Regions from separate parts of the Homo sapiens genome. Here region 1 is linked to region 2. A link is a contact called in ENCODE Hi-C or POLR2A ChIA-PET data. All regions are on one chromosome and are shown on one strand. Each heading gives the region's core, a stretch centred on a gene start or an enhancer-like site at or near the end of the contact. The rest is flanking DNA. Distances are from core to core; before and after follow the strand shown. Region 1 overlaps SASH1 (SAM and SH3 domain containing 1). Region 2 overlaps UST (uronyl 2-sulfotransferase).

Region 1 (6,887 bases), core at 2,874-5,373, 240 kb before region 2:
CTAGAATAACATGACTAAAAATACAGACATTGTAATTTGCACATTTATTTCAGAATAAATCAATCCAACTATCTTTGAGAGGCATCAATGGAAAAGGAAAAATATAGCAAAAGGGATAACTCTAACGTAAAAAGTAATAACCATATGGAATTCTGGCTCTGAACTTTAATTTATCTGGGCACAAATCAGGCTTCACAGATGGAAGATGGATTTAGTGAACTCAAATCCTAAGGTACACTCTGGCATCTGATGAGTCAGGGTGCTGAGTTGCCGTTGGCCAATCTCACCCATCTTCTCAGGAGAGGCCCCAGGTGTGTGTGTGTAGCTCAAGGCGCCTGCTTTGGGCTGCCCTCCAATTCCCTGCTAAACTGGAACTTCCTCCAACCCCTGCACAATAGAGAACTCTCTGAGGGTCCTCACTGGCAGTGGTACTTGGGAGAGGCTATCTTGGCCCCTGTCCATCTTGCAGAGCAGGAAGGATTCATACGCCAGTAGGCGCCCCCTCCCCCCTCCCCCCTCCCCCGCCCTTGGACTTACAAAGGGTTGATCCTTTGACTTCCTGCGTGCCTGTGCTAATACCAAGTTGTCTGCATGATAATCATCATGTATTGAGGGCACACCGTGTGCCAGGCACTTTCCTTAACACTTTAGATTTTATATTCTCTTTAATGTCATCCTCAGAATAGCTACCAGAAGTAAGCACTTACACCATCCTCATTTCGAAAATGAGGAACCTGAGACTCAAAGAGGCTAAAAGTAATTGACTCCTGGCCACTCAGCCAGCCAGCAGAAGGCCCAGCACGATGTCCAGGCAGCCTGCTCCCTGACAGCAGCCTGTTCTCACTCCGCTGCCACCTGTCTCCCCCACCAGCTCTGGAGTCCTCGGAAAGCCAGGAGAGAGATCAGTTCTTCATTCATTCTCACCCTTGCACCCTGGGTTTCAAGTCCTTATCCTGTCAGGGACAACCCTGGCCAATCTTTAACCTAGGCTACATTGGTGCCCTTTATCTGCCCATTTCTGTGTCTTTGCCACAGAATGCACACCTTTCCTTCCCTCATTGCTCCCACTCAGTTCTCTCCAGTAATGAATCGCCAGTTTTGTAGAAAGCCTTTCAGTTCATACAGCACTTTCACGTAACTCTTTTATGAGGATAATGTTTACTGTTATCATCACAACAGCCTTGCCAGGGGTATTATGGAAAGATAGGTAGGCATTATTACAGATGAGGAAACAGAGGCTCAGAGCCAGGAAGTAATTGCCCAAGGTCATGGAGCTGTGAGTGGCAGAGCCGGGCTGGATGCAGAGCATACCCCTGAGTTCCTGGCATTAAGTCAGCCCACAGCCTACCTCTCTCCTCCTGCCAAAATCACCTTGCCTTTGGTAAGCCGGTCTCAGCTGAATAAGATAGATGATGGAGGCCTTCACGTGAAGCAAATCACAGCAAATGTGATGGAGTGAGCTCATCTTGATGGTCACTCTTCCAGTAGGGGAGTTGTACGCTCAAGTCAGAGAAGGATGGGAGAAGCGATGCTCCAAGTTCAAGCCATCCAGGTCAAGGTTGGGATTCCAAGCCACTGGTCAGGCTCAGACGGAAAAGCCCGCACTACAGGAGGCCTGCCCTCAGCACCGGCAGATGCAGCCTCCTGGGAAGCGTTTGCTACATTTCCCTCACAACCCCTTACCAGATGCTGACTTTCCTGAACCCGAGAATAGAGCTACATTCGTCATGGACATGCGTGCACCAGCTGGTTCCAGACTCAGATGTGACACCAAAGTATTGGAATCTCTGACAACAATCCTAAGCACAGAGCCCAGAAAATGTCCAAAGCAACTGCTGAGTGACAGATCCTTAGGATACGCAGGGTGGACTCACCTGACTTCCCTGAAACCCCTTAGGACTGTGGGTGGAGAAGGGCCTTTGTACATCTGCGTGGACACCTGGGCGGATGGTGAAGCCACAACCACGCTCGACTTCTTTAATAGAGAAGTCCATGGTTGGGCTGCCCCTGCCACAGGTTGTGCCTCTAGTCTTAGCCCAGTCGCTTCTTCTTGGAAGTGGAGGGTAGACTATAACTAGAAGAGGTTGCCATTTTTATTTCCAACAGCATAAGAACCCTTGGTCTCCACACCTTGTCAGTCAGGTGTCCTGAGGAAGGAGCGGGAAACTTCCAGGATATTGGTACCCTGCATCTGGGCTGGTGAATTTCTGTGAGAACCCCGAATCCTGCCTTTAAAGTCCCCCTGAAAGATCCCTGAACAACTCTTCAGGGGACTGTGGGCTAGGCAGAGTTTTACATCTTCTTTTCCACTTTCCAGCTTCCCCACCACCGTCTGCTGGGCATGAATGTAAAGTTGACCTTGGGTTGTATTTAATAGCAGCTGTTCTTTTTTGTTGTTGTTGTTAGATTTGTACCTATAAATCCCATCAATTGGGAAAGTAAGCCATTTTTAGAATTTTAAAGGATGGCTGCCGTTCTTTTCCCCTCTGAGTTTTGCTCTGAACTGAGCATAGCTCCCCTTTTTCTCTGACATTTAACCACACACTGGCGCCCTCGTCCCAGCTGGTATATTTAGTGCCATCCTTCTGTTCCAAGGAACTTTTCCTTTTTTCCTCTTCACAATTCAGCGGGTGGAAAGCTGCAGAGCTCAAAGTTTCCCTATAATTAAAGGGACACAGCCAGTTGGGATCGCTACACCCACAGTTTGACCTACTTCTTTTCTCACATCTGTTCACATAACACATGCGGAAAAGAACTTGGTTTTCCTGCCAAGTCCAAACCTTTCCACCGGGCTCTGGAGGGCTTGGCTTGCCACCTGGCTCCAGTGAGGGCTTCAAGAGCTGGAATCCCTGAGACCAGTGGGACCCTGGAGCTGCCTGCGTGTCAGGGCCCTTAAACGCCCTGGCTGCTCCTAGTGAGGCCTGAGTTGATGGGAGTATCTGGCCGGGATCACTGAGTTTCCTAACTTTTTGCATTTGGCCTGTCAGCTGGAGACGATGTGTCAGTCACATTTGCAAGATACAACGCTTTATAGTGTTTCTCCCCACCAAAACTTCCTTGGAGATTTAGTCACTCAAATGGCATATGTACCAATAAAACAATCACTGTCAGCCACATGACATTTATCACACTCCAACTATAAAAAGCGACCAGAGCCAACATAAAGGAGTGCCTTTCAGAAGGGGGAAAGATCCTGATTCCTAGTTTCAGAGGGTTGCATTTACAAACTGCAGAGGGCATTATCTCGAAATGCTAAGGCATATTGTGATTATGGCTAGCTTAGATTTTGCAAACGGCATTTTAAATACGCCTGTGAAGGTGTTAGGTCTACAAAGATATTTAAAGAAGAAGAAAACACATCTGAATCCTTTTAACATTAAGCTCATGTGAAACCATGTATTTGCACAGTGTATTTTCATTTTTCTGTACATATGTAAGTGGGAGCTGGGTTTATAAAGAGGGTCATGATACGGAGAAAGGTGGTGAATGTAAAGAAAGATGTATGCAAGAATGCAAAGGTGTGTTCACAAGAGACTCTGTTGGTTTCCCTCCAGGTGGGGAGGAGCACGTGTTTGAGAATTCGCCGGTCCTGGATGAACGGTCCGCCCTCTACTCTGGCGTGCACAAGAAGCCCCTTTTCTTTGATGGCTCTCCTGAGAAACCTCCCGAAGATGACTCAGACTCTCTCACCACGTCTCCATCCTCCAGCAGCCTGGACACCTGGGGGGCTGGCCGGAAGTTGGTCAAAACCTTCAGCAAAGGAGAGAGCCGGGGCCTGATTAAGCCCCCCAAGAAGATGGGGACATTCTTCTCCTACCCAGAAGAAGAAAAGGCCCAGAAAGTGTCCCGCTCCCTCACCGAGGGGGAGATGAAGAAGGGTCTCGGGTCCCTAAGCCACGGGGTAAGTACGGATGGTGTTTGCTTCTATGACAACCACCGTCGCAGGCACCACCTTCTGGTGTCCCTGGAGGAGTTTCAGAGTGTCCGGAAGCAAATCCGCTTGAAGAAAACGGATACTAATTATTCCTGTTCCAGAGCTTTTCTCTGCCAGCGTCCCTCCAGAAAAGGCGTCACCAGCACCACCTGTGACCTGCAGCTGCTCCGGCAGAAAGGCAAAGGGGGCGGGAGCTGCGGCTTCCCCGGCAGGAGGGTGCGCGGGCGCACCTCGGTCAGCGAGTTCAATATCACCTACGTGGTGGAGCGGAGCCTGTACAGCCACCTGAACCTGACCCAGCTAGTGCGGCCTGCCTCAGACAGGACCCTGAGCAAGGCTGAGAGACAGGACCTGAGGCGGTGCCTGCTGGAGGAGGATGAGGAGGCAAAGAGGAAGTGGGCCGCCACGGTCGACCGCTGTACTAAAAGGGTTCTCTTGAGAATCCACCAGAAGTCTGTGAGTCACAAAGATGGTCCTGAGGACGGCCTTGTCATTTCTGTGATGTGCAGTCAAGCATTATGGCCTTTCTTCTGCGGGGACCGGCTTCCTCCCCTCTCTCCTGCTCATGACGTCAGGGCACATCCCACCATCACCTTCAATTTCAAATCCTGCTTTCACTTCCAGGCAGCTTTCACCTTCTCTTCCATTTCTCCTCTTGTCAGATGAAGCTGTTTGAGTGCCCATTAAAATAAGCATTGAAGCTAATCCAGAGAGGGGCTTCCAGGGTACAGGGGTGGGGTTTGGCCGCCTCCAGGAGTGGCTGTCTTGATTCTCGGCCATTATGTCACTTGACCTCAAAGAAGCTGATTCAAAACAGAAGGGCATTTCACCCTTGAAAGAGATGCTTGCTCTTGGTTTTAAAATTAAAACAATAGGAGCAGGCTCATGGAAAAACTGCCGTCATCACAGTCACCAATTTGGTGATTTGAAAACATTTTAAAGCACATTTATTTTATTAGTAGAGGCAAGCAGAAAGTTCGTAAATCTAACAACAAAAATGGGAGCTTTTTTGTTTTACTTAAGTCTATTCCATGTTCTTATCTTTATAAACAAATCAACATTTGGAAATGCCTTCCCCTAGCCTATAGATTCTTCTGTACTCAGCAAGGAATAAAGTACTCACTTTCAAAGAGTAGGATGTTTTTCACTTTTAACGCTGGATGATCAGAGACCTAGTAAGATTTATTTTCAAGGCATGACTTACTTTGAACTTCAGAATATAGATATTTTTCCTTCTGAAATTCCCACCTAACTTTTAGTTTGCACAGTGGCACATATAAAATGGTGCAAAGTGAGGAAGTAGATTTCTTGGCCCTCTGTCACCTGGCACCTTGCTTGATCTGCTCAGGACAGTTGGCTGTGGGCCCTTTTAAAGACCTGAAAGAATAGAGTGTCCTTCAATAGTGGTTTTCCCAGGGGGCCTTCCCGTTCATGAACAGGATGTTCTTCCCCAGACGATCAGTGTAATTTAAATTCATTCAGTCGGGTTCTGCTTTTGTGAAAGTGAAGACGGATTGGTCAATGCCATTCTTAAAACGACCTTCTCTGTTGTAAAAGAATCCTTAGGTCCTTCCTAGCCCCTGGGTTTTCCACATATTTCCACATGTTGACTTTCCTTATTTTCTGTCCTTTCATATTCATGTAATTCTTGCAGCACTTTTAATACTACTAGTATGTAGCAGGAACTTTTCTTCTGGCTCTTTCTGTATCATGGCAACAGTTTTTCAATGGTTGAGTTTTTGTTTTAAAATAACAATTCTCTTTCTCACTCATTCAGCCTCTGGTTTGCTCTGACTCACAGATATTTTGAAAAATAACCAGTCTTAGTTTTATGTATTTATTTTTTACTTTCAGAAGTGTTCTACCCAATTCATCTGCTCTTGTATGTTTTGACATGACCTTGATAGAACAGACGCACTTCTTCTGTTAATTGATGACTCACCTCTGTGAGTTTACATCATGTAATACTGAGAAATTTCCCAATCTGAGCACCTTGAATTGTTGATGTGCCTCTCATGTTATTTACTGTCAGATTAATACTATAACTCCATGAGGGCCTTGTCTCTAGAAGTTATATTTCTGGGATTTGTGCTAGTTAGTGTTGTAGGCCAGTGATTAATTCTTCATTGACATTGAGTATGGACATTTGGGCAAGCTCATCTCCAGGCACCGCCCCCACCTAACGTGCTCCTGTGTAATCCCTATCCCAAGTATCAGTCTGAGGCTGAGTATTTTTAAAATACTGTGAGCTTGAGACACTAATGGACAGTTTGAACACTTGCAAAAATATGTGTTCAGTAGGAAGTTATATATTTGCATATTCCTTTTCTTGTAGTACAGTTGTACAATCAAACAAATTTAACTTTCTAATTATCCAGAGAATGTAAATAAGTGTTCTATCATCTTACAATAGAAAGAACTTTTTTAAAAAGGGATTAATCTTATTTCTTTGCTAGATTTATTTAAAAGGTTATTTTCCATTCTCCTTGTCATATTTCTTTCATTTTATCTAAAAGTTTCCTTTATTCTTCAACCTCAAGCTCTTTGTCTTTCGAAAATGCCATATTTGCTTGATGAAGCCTCAGGGAAATGATAATGCTTTGTATCCACTGGAAGTGGTCACTTGTCTCGTATTTTATTTGGTCATTCAATTTTTGTTTGAGAGAACAGACATGCATGACATTTTGCAATTTTGTCCATTTTTGAATTCAACCCCAAAACATGTGTTTCCAACTGCATGGCCATTCCATTGACTAGCCCTCCTCATCCCAAGCATCTATCTAAAGTGTTTTTATAATTTTCAGTACAGGAAGTGTGTGAACTAAAAAAACTTCATTTAGGCTTCATTTATTTAGGTCATCAACGTCAAGGGCTGGTTCATGTATTGATTTATTTTTTATGAGTCTCTTTACAGTCCATTTTCTCTTTTGAAGGAATGCTGTTTAAAGAACTA
Region 2 (6,864 bases), core at 781-3,280:
TGGGAGGCCGAGGCGGACGGATCACAAGGTGAGGAGATCGAGACCGTCCTGGCTAACACGGTGAAACCCCGTCTGTACTAAAAATACAAAAAATTAGCCGGGCATGGTGGTGGGCGCTTGTAGCCCCAGCTACTCGGGAGGCTGAGGCAGGAGAATGGTGTGAACCCGGGAGGTGGAGCTTGCAGTGAGACAAGATCGCACCACTGTACTCCAGCCTGGGCGACAGAGCGAGACTCTGTCTCAAAAAAAAAAAAAAAAAAAAAAAAGTCCCTGAGGTAATTTTTCTGTGCACTCCCAGGGGAGAGTGTTTCTTTTCTCTTGAGAATCACTGAAGTAGATCGTTCTAAGATCTCTGCTGTTCTTCAAATCATGTGCTGAAAGAGACAAGAGGTCATATAATTGTAGCAACTGAAACAAATATAAGGCTATTTTCTTTGGACCCAAACACTTATTTTAAAAATTGCAGAAGTCAAGTGACCAAGGCAAGTAGAATACACAAAAACATTTTAGGCCATCGTTGTCATTTTCTGAGTCTTAATCATAGTTAAATTTTTTCTAAAATTAAAATCAGCAGTGCGTTTCCTCCACCTCCGCCAGAACTTGCTCTAGAAATTAGGGGAAGCAGAATGTCCCCAGGAAGTCCTAAGAGAGAAGAAGCAGAGTAAGACATGGGTTTCCAGAGTTTAGAGTCTCACTATGTGATAGGTGAAAGCTGTGTTGTTGATGAGGATTTGCACAGCCTCCTCCCGGTTGCCTGCTACTGACCATCCCATTTCACTGTGGGCAGCTCCAGTGGGTAAGAGGGTTCTTCACAGTGTGGTGAGCTACTCCTTTCTAGCCTCCATCCATTTTTTGCTGTTCTTCTGGAAGCTATATAGGCTTGTCTATTGGACTTTATAGTCTTCAAATAATTGAAGATACTAAAATGACTATTATGTCTACCCTGCTCTGCTACACACATAAATCTTGTCCAGACAAATAGGTCTGTTTACCAGTACTTTCTCATCAGAAGTCATTTGAAGACACAGAAAGTAAAAACCACAAAGAAAAAAAAAACTATATTAAAGTGAAAGCTCAACAGTAACACCCCATAACCATAGCAAAACAAAACAAAACAAAACAAAACAAAACAAAAAAAAACCACAAACATCTCCCCAGGAAATAGAACTAATATGCAGGTCTTTAAAAGTTCAGTTTATCAATGAGAAAAAGATAAACCAACTCACGAGATAAATGGGCAGAGTACAGGAGCAGTCACAGAAGAGGAGACACGGCTGGCCAGTAAGCACAAAGAGAAATGAAATGGTTTTGATTCCCTTACACATCTTAGCCCCCTTCCTCTGTCTACATGGCCCGTAAAAGCCACAGAACTGAACAGTTTTCCAGTTCCCTCAGTGAGCCTGCTTTGTGCAGTGGTATGTTACTGTCAGAAGGGATCCTCTTCGAAGCTGTGGTATTTGAGAATGACTGCTCCTCCCACCGCTTTTCTGAGGGTGTTAGCAGGAGTGCAACAGAGCCTTACTTCAAGGCCCCCAGCGGGCTGGCTGGAACCCTGCTTCAGCTCCTCCAAGCACGTGCGGCCAAGTTCTGGGAGCCACGTCGATGTGGGTTGATGGGTCCCCTGAGACGCCCTCTCTGCTCAGAACACAGCCAGTAAGCCATGGGCAGATCACAACAAACAGCACCCTGCCTTCTGCTCCGCCTCCCTCCATCTACCACACTGCCAAGTTCCTAAGAAGCTTAGGGGAGAAGGAACTGCTGTGGTGCTTAGAATGCAGTGTCTTGCCTGAAAGTATTTTCTCAGTCTTTGAGAAAACAGTGGAACTGACTCATCTGGTCAGAGCTTTACAGAAATGTGATTGCAGATCTCTTGCAATTTCATTCTGCTTTAGTGTCAGAATTCATCCGACAACGTGCCAAAAAAAAAAAAAGTGTGTAAAATCACATACAGATTTAGATACTTCAAGAGGAAGTTATTTTTACCACAGTGGGGAAGAAACCAGAAAGTGCCGATTGGTGGAGAATGCCCGGCAGGGCTGAGGAAGGAGGGTGGGCACCTGAGCAACCTGGGCCTGGCCACACTCACCCCTGCAGCCTTGCCAGCCTGGCCCGGGGATTGTGGTGTGGTCACCTCTTAGCAGGTGGAGGGAGGAGTTCCTGTGTGGAAGATCTGCTTGAAGGAGGAAATGTTGATATAACCCCCGAGTGTGGAGCCAACTTCAGCAGTGCGGGGTTAACATGGGTTACTCTTGAAAATGTGTTGCGTGCTCTCCCAACAGTCCATAGAAGCAGCTCTCTAACAGCTGCATGGGACACAAAAGTAAAAATGGAGAAACGATTCCAGAAAACCACATAAATATAAAAACCAAATGGCGCAGTGTCTTTATTTTGTTTTGGCAGATAACAGGATTGAGGCCACCTTGTTTTCTTTGCTCATGCATTTCCCAACTCAAAAGGCTGTTCTTGTTTGCTTGTAGAGCAGAGATCCAAGGCCTGAGAGACCCTGAAATGTTTGTAGTTATATTCTTCATTCGTGCTGCGAGATAAAGAGTTTTCCCAGAAACTAAAGGGAGGGAACAGGAAATATTTGTTAAGATCCATAACCTCTGGCTTTTGTCTCCTCTTTTCACCTGGGCAAAGGATATCAGTGATAATATTTTGGGTCTCATAAGATGATGAATTGTTCAAATGTATTTGGAGAATACTTTATTCAAGCATCTTTGTCTTTCTTTCCTATTCCTTGTGGCTGAAGAGAGGCATGTGCTTTTTATGCAAGGGTCTTGAAATGTATGCAGTTACCATGGTGGCACTCTGTCTCTGACCCAAACTCTGTCATAGAGTGTATGTTTAGCCATGTTTTCAGGGGTGCTTCCTAGCGTGGTCAGGAGAAACTGCTAGAGCTGAATTTGGTTGCTGGGCAGGCTTCTATCTTTTTTTTTTTTTTTTAATAGATGCAGGGAGTATAAGTGCATGCTTTTTACATGGGTATATTGCATAATGGTGAGGTTTGGGTTCCTAGTGTACCCATTACCCAAATAGTGAACACTGTACACAAAAGGTAATTTTTCAATCATCAAGCCTTTTCTCCCTCCCTGCTTTTGAGAGTCCCCATTGTCTGTTATTTCCCTCTGTATGTCCATGTGTACCCATTGTTTAGCTCTCACTTCTAAGTGAGAATGTGTGGTATTTGAGTTTTTGTTTCTGAGTTACTTCACTTAGGACAATGGTCTTCAGCTCCATTCCTGTTGCTGCAAAAGACATCTGTATATAGACCACATTTTCTTTATCCAGTCATCTGTTGATGGACAGTTAGTTTCATTCCCTGACTTTGCTGTTGTGAATAGTGCTATGATAAACATACAAGGGCAGGTGTTTATTTGATAGAATGATTCTTTTCCTTCCCGTAGATACCCAGTAGTGGGATTGCTGGGTCGAATGGTAGTTCGATTTTTAGTTCTTTGAGAAATCTCCATACTGTTTTCCACAGAGGTTGTACTAATTTACATTCCCACTAACAGTGTGTACATGTTCCCATTTCTCCCCATCCTTGCCAACATCTGTTGTTTTTTGACTTTTTAATACTAGTCATTCTGACTGGTGTGAGATGGTATCTCATTGTGGTTTTAATTTGCATTTCTCTGATAATTAGTGATACTGAGCATTTTCTCCTTTGTATTTTTGTGGGCTGCTTGTATATCTTCTTTTGAAAAATGTCTGTTCATGTCCTTTGCCCACTTTTTAATAGGGTTATTTGCTTTTTTCTTGTTGAGTTATTTGAGTTCCTTGTATAGATTCTGGATATTAGTCCTTTGTGGGATGCATTTTTGCAAATATTTTCTCCCTTTCTGCAAGTTGTTTGTTTACTCTGTTGATTCTTTCTTTGCTGTACAGAAGCTCTTTAGTTTAATTAAGTCCCTTTTGTTTATTTTTGTTTTTGTTGCATTGCTTAGCCATATATTCTTTGCCCAGGCCAATGTTCAGAAGAGTTTTTCCTAGGTTTTCTTCTAGGATTCTTATAGTTTCAGGTTTTACCTTTAAGTCTTTAATTCATCTTGAGTTAACTTTTTATATGGTAAGAAAAGGGGTCCAGTTTCATTCTTCTGCATATGGCTGTCCAATTTTTCCAGCACCACTTATTGAATAGGGTATCCTTTCCCCATCGTATATTTTTGCCAACTTTGTTTATGATCAGTTGGTTGTAGGTAAGCGGCTTTATTTCTGGGTTCTCTACTATCTTCTATTGCTCTATATGTCTGTTTTTGTACCAGTACCATGCTGTTTTGGTTACTATAGTCTTGTAGTATAATTTGAATTCAGATAATGCTATCCCTCCAGCTTTGTTCTTTTTGCTTAGGATTGCTTTGACTATTCAGGGTCTTTTTGGTTCCATATGAATTTTAGGATTGTTTTTTCTAATTCTGTGAAAATGACATCGGTAATTTGATAGGAATTGCATGTAATCTATATGTTACTTTGGATAGTATGGGCATTTTAATGATATTGATTCTTCCAATCCACATGCTTGGGATGCTTTTCCATTTGTTTGTGTCATCTACAGTTTTTTTAATCAATGTTTTATAATTCTTGTGGAGATTTTTCACCTCCTTGGTTAAATGCATTCCTAGGAGTTTTATTATTTTTTGTGGCTATTGTAAATGATATTGAGTTCTTGATTTGGCTCTCAGCTTGAACATTATTGGTGTATAGAAATGCTGATTTTTGTACATTGATTTTGTGTCCTGAAACTTTACTGAAGTAATTTATCAAATCTAGAAGTCTTTTGGAGGAGTCTTTAGGGTTTTCTAGGTATAAGATCATGTCATCAGCCAACAGAGATAATTTGACTTCCTCTTTTCTAATTTGGATGCCTTTTATTTCTTTCTCTTGCTATCAGGGGAACCCACCCCCGATAATTCAACGTGGGTTCTTTTCTATTTCCTTAAGTGTCGGCCGGTCTGAGAAATAAAGGGAAAGAGTACAAAAGAGAGAAATTTTAAAGCTGGGTGTCCGGAGGAGACATCACATGTCGGCAGGTTCCATGATGCCCCCTGAGCTGTAAAACCAGCAAGTTTTTATTAGCAGTTTTCAAAGGGGAGGGAGTGCATGAATAGGGTGTGGGTCACAGAGATCACATGCTTCAAGGGCAACAAAAGGTCACAAGGCAGAAGGTCAGGGCGAAACTAGAATCACTAATGAACTTCCATGTCCTGCTGTGCACACAATGTCAGGGTTCAAGAGCAGAGAACCGGTCTGACTAGAATTTGACAGGCTGGAATTTCCTAATCCTAGCAAGCCTGGGGGTGCTGCAGGAGACTAGGGTGTGTTTCATCCCTATCTATATCTGCATAAGGCAGACACTCCCAGGGCACCCATTTTAGAGGCCCCGCCCTAGGAATGCATTCTTTTCCCAACGCTGTTAATTATTAATATTCCTTACTGGGGAAAGAATTTAGCGGTATTTCTCTTACCCATTTTGGGTAATAAGAGAAAGGCAGCCAGACTTTAAGGTTATCTCCCTTGTTCCCTGAAAATCGCTGTTATCCTGTTCTTAAGGTGCCCAGATTTCATATTGTTCAAACACCACTTATTGTTTCAGCACCACTTATTGAATAGGGTATCCTTTCCCCATTGTATATTTTTGCCAACTTTGTTTACGATCAGTTGGTTGTAGGTATGTGGCTTTATTTCTGGGTTCTCTACTGTCTTCTATTGCTCTATATGTCTGTTTTTGTACCAGTACCATGCTGTTTTGGTTACTATCATCTTGTAGTATAATTTGAATTCAGATAATGCTATCCCTCCAGCTTTGTTCTTTTTGCTTAGGATTGCTTTGACTATTCAGGGTCTTTTTGGTTCCATATAAATTTTAGGATTGTTTTTTCTAATTCTGTGAAAAATGACATCGGTAATTTTCAAACACACATGCTCTACAAACAATTTGTGTAGTTAATACAATCGTCACAGGGTCCTGAGGTGACATACATCCTCAGCTTACGAAGATGATGGGATTAAGAGATTAAAGTAAAGACAGGCATAGGAAATCATGAGAGTATTGATTGGGGAAGTGATAAATGTCCATGAAATCTTCACAATTTATGTTCAGAGATTGTAGTAAAGACAGGCATAAGAAATTATAAAAGTATTAATTTGGGGAACTAATACATGTCCATGAAATCTTCACAATTTATGTTCTTCTGCCTTCAGCCTGTCCCTCCGTTCGGGGTCCCTGACTTCCTGCAGCATCTTGCCTAATTGCTCTGGCTAGGACTTCTACTATTATGTTGAATAGTGTAGTGGGAGTTGGCATTCTTGTCTTGTTCCAGTTCATAGGGGAAGTTCTTTTAAATTTTCTCCATTCAGTATGATGTTGGCTGTGGGTTTGTCCTATATGGCTTTTATTATTTTGAGGTATGTTCCTTTGATGCCTAGTTTGTTGAGGGCTTTTATCATGAAAAGATGTTAGATTTTATGGAATGCTTTTTCTGCAGCTGTTGAGATGATCGTATGGTTTTGGTTAGGCTTATATCTTCATACTTCATTTGTTTTATGGCATAATGCGTTTCTGTGCCAAAATATAGCCTCTCTTCCCCAGATTTTTTCCCTGTCACCTTGTCAGAATGATAGTTGACTTTGTTAATTGCAGAGTAAGTCTTGCTCACAAGGCTTATTCTTCATTGAAGTCTCACATCAATGAGCCTTAAAGGATCAGAGACACATGTTCTCCTATCACTCTCACCCACTCACCCACTTGCTCTCACCCACTCACCCACTTGCTCTCACCCACGCACCCACTTGCCCTCCTTTATATTTAGCTTGGCAGTCTTCCTCTGTTTTCTTTTCCATCTAGACAGGTTCATTCCTTCA

The links. Hi-C counts contacts between places; a loop is a spot of excess contacts on that map. ChIA-PET counts read pairs that join two places held with the same protein, here RNA polymerase II (POLR2A). Pooled maps may share reads with other maps.
Region 1: a map with no recorded cell type shows a loop between it and region 2 (11-fold over the local background). The contact joins two enhancer-like sites. A Hi-C loop is called at or near these places in 11 of 37 single-sample maps with no recorded cell type and 5 of 50 pooled maps. POLR2A ChIA-PET finds 5 or more read pairs at or near these places in 4 of 52 experiments (AG04450, B cell, BJ and 1 more).

Annotation. Positions count from the first base shown.
Region 1 is chr6:148,515,993-148,522,879 of GRCh38, forward strand. SASH1 (SAM and SH3 domain containing 1) reads left to right here. Exons shown (of 20, transcript NM_015278.5): 10 at 3,555-3,901. Among named protein-coding and RNA genes, the nearest start is that of SASH1, 180 kb to the left of the region's middle. RefSeq lists enhancers at 835-1,335, 4,147-4,686, 4,363-4,412. Within about 2 kb of position 4,124, at least 6 of the 41 ENCODE cell types and tissues checked have a DNase peak (open chromatin) inside an H3K27ac peak, as active enhancers do.
Region 2 is chr6:148,759,606-148,766,469 of GRCh38, forward strand. The region is part of intron 1 of UST (uronyl 2-sulfotransferase); the gene reads left to right. LOC107986659 (a long non-coding RNA gene) reads right to left here. Exons shown (of 2, transcript XR_001744408.2): 1 at 1,227-6,864; 2 at 1-374. Among named protein-coding and RNA genes, the nearest start is that of UST, 16 kb to the left of the region's middle. RefSeq lists enhancers at 1,113-1,863, 2,117-2,256. Within about 2 kb of position 2,031, at least 32 of the 41 ENCODE cell types and tissues checked have a DNase peak (open chromatin) inside an H3K27ac peak, as active enhancers do.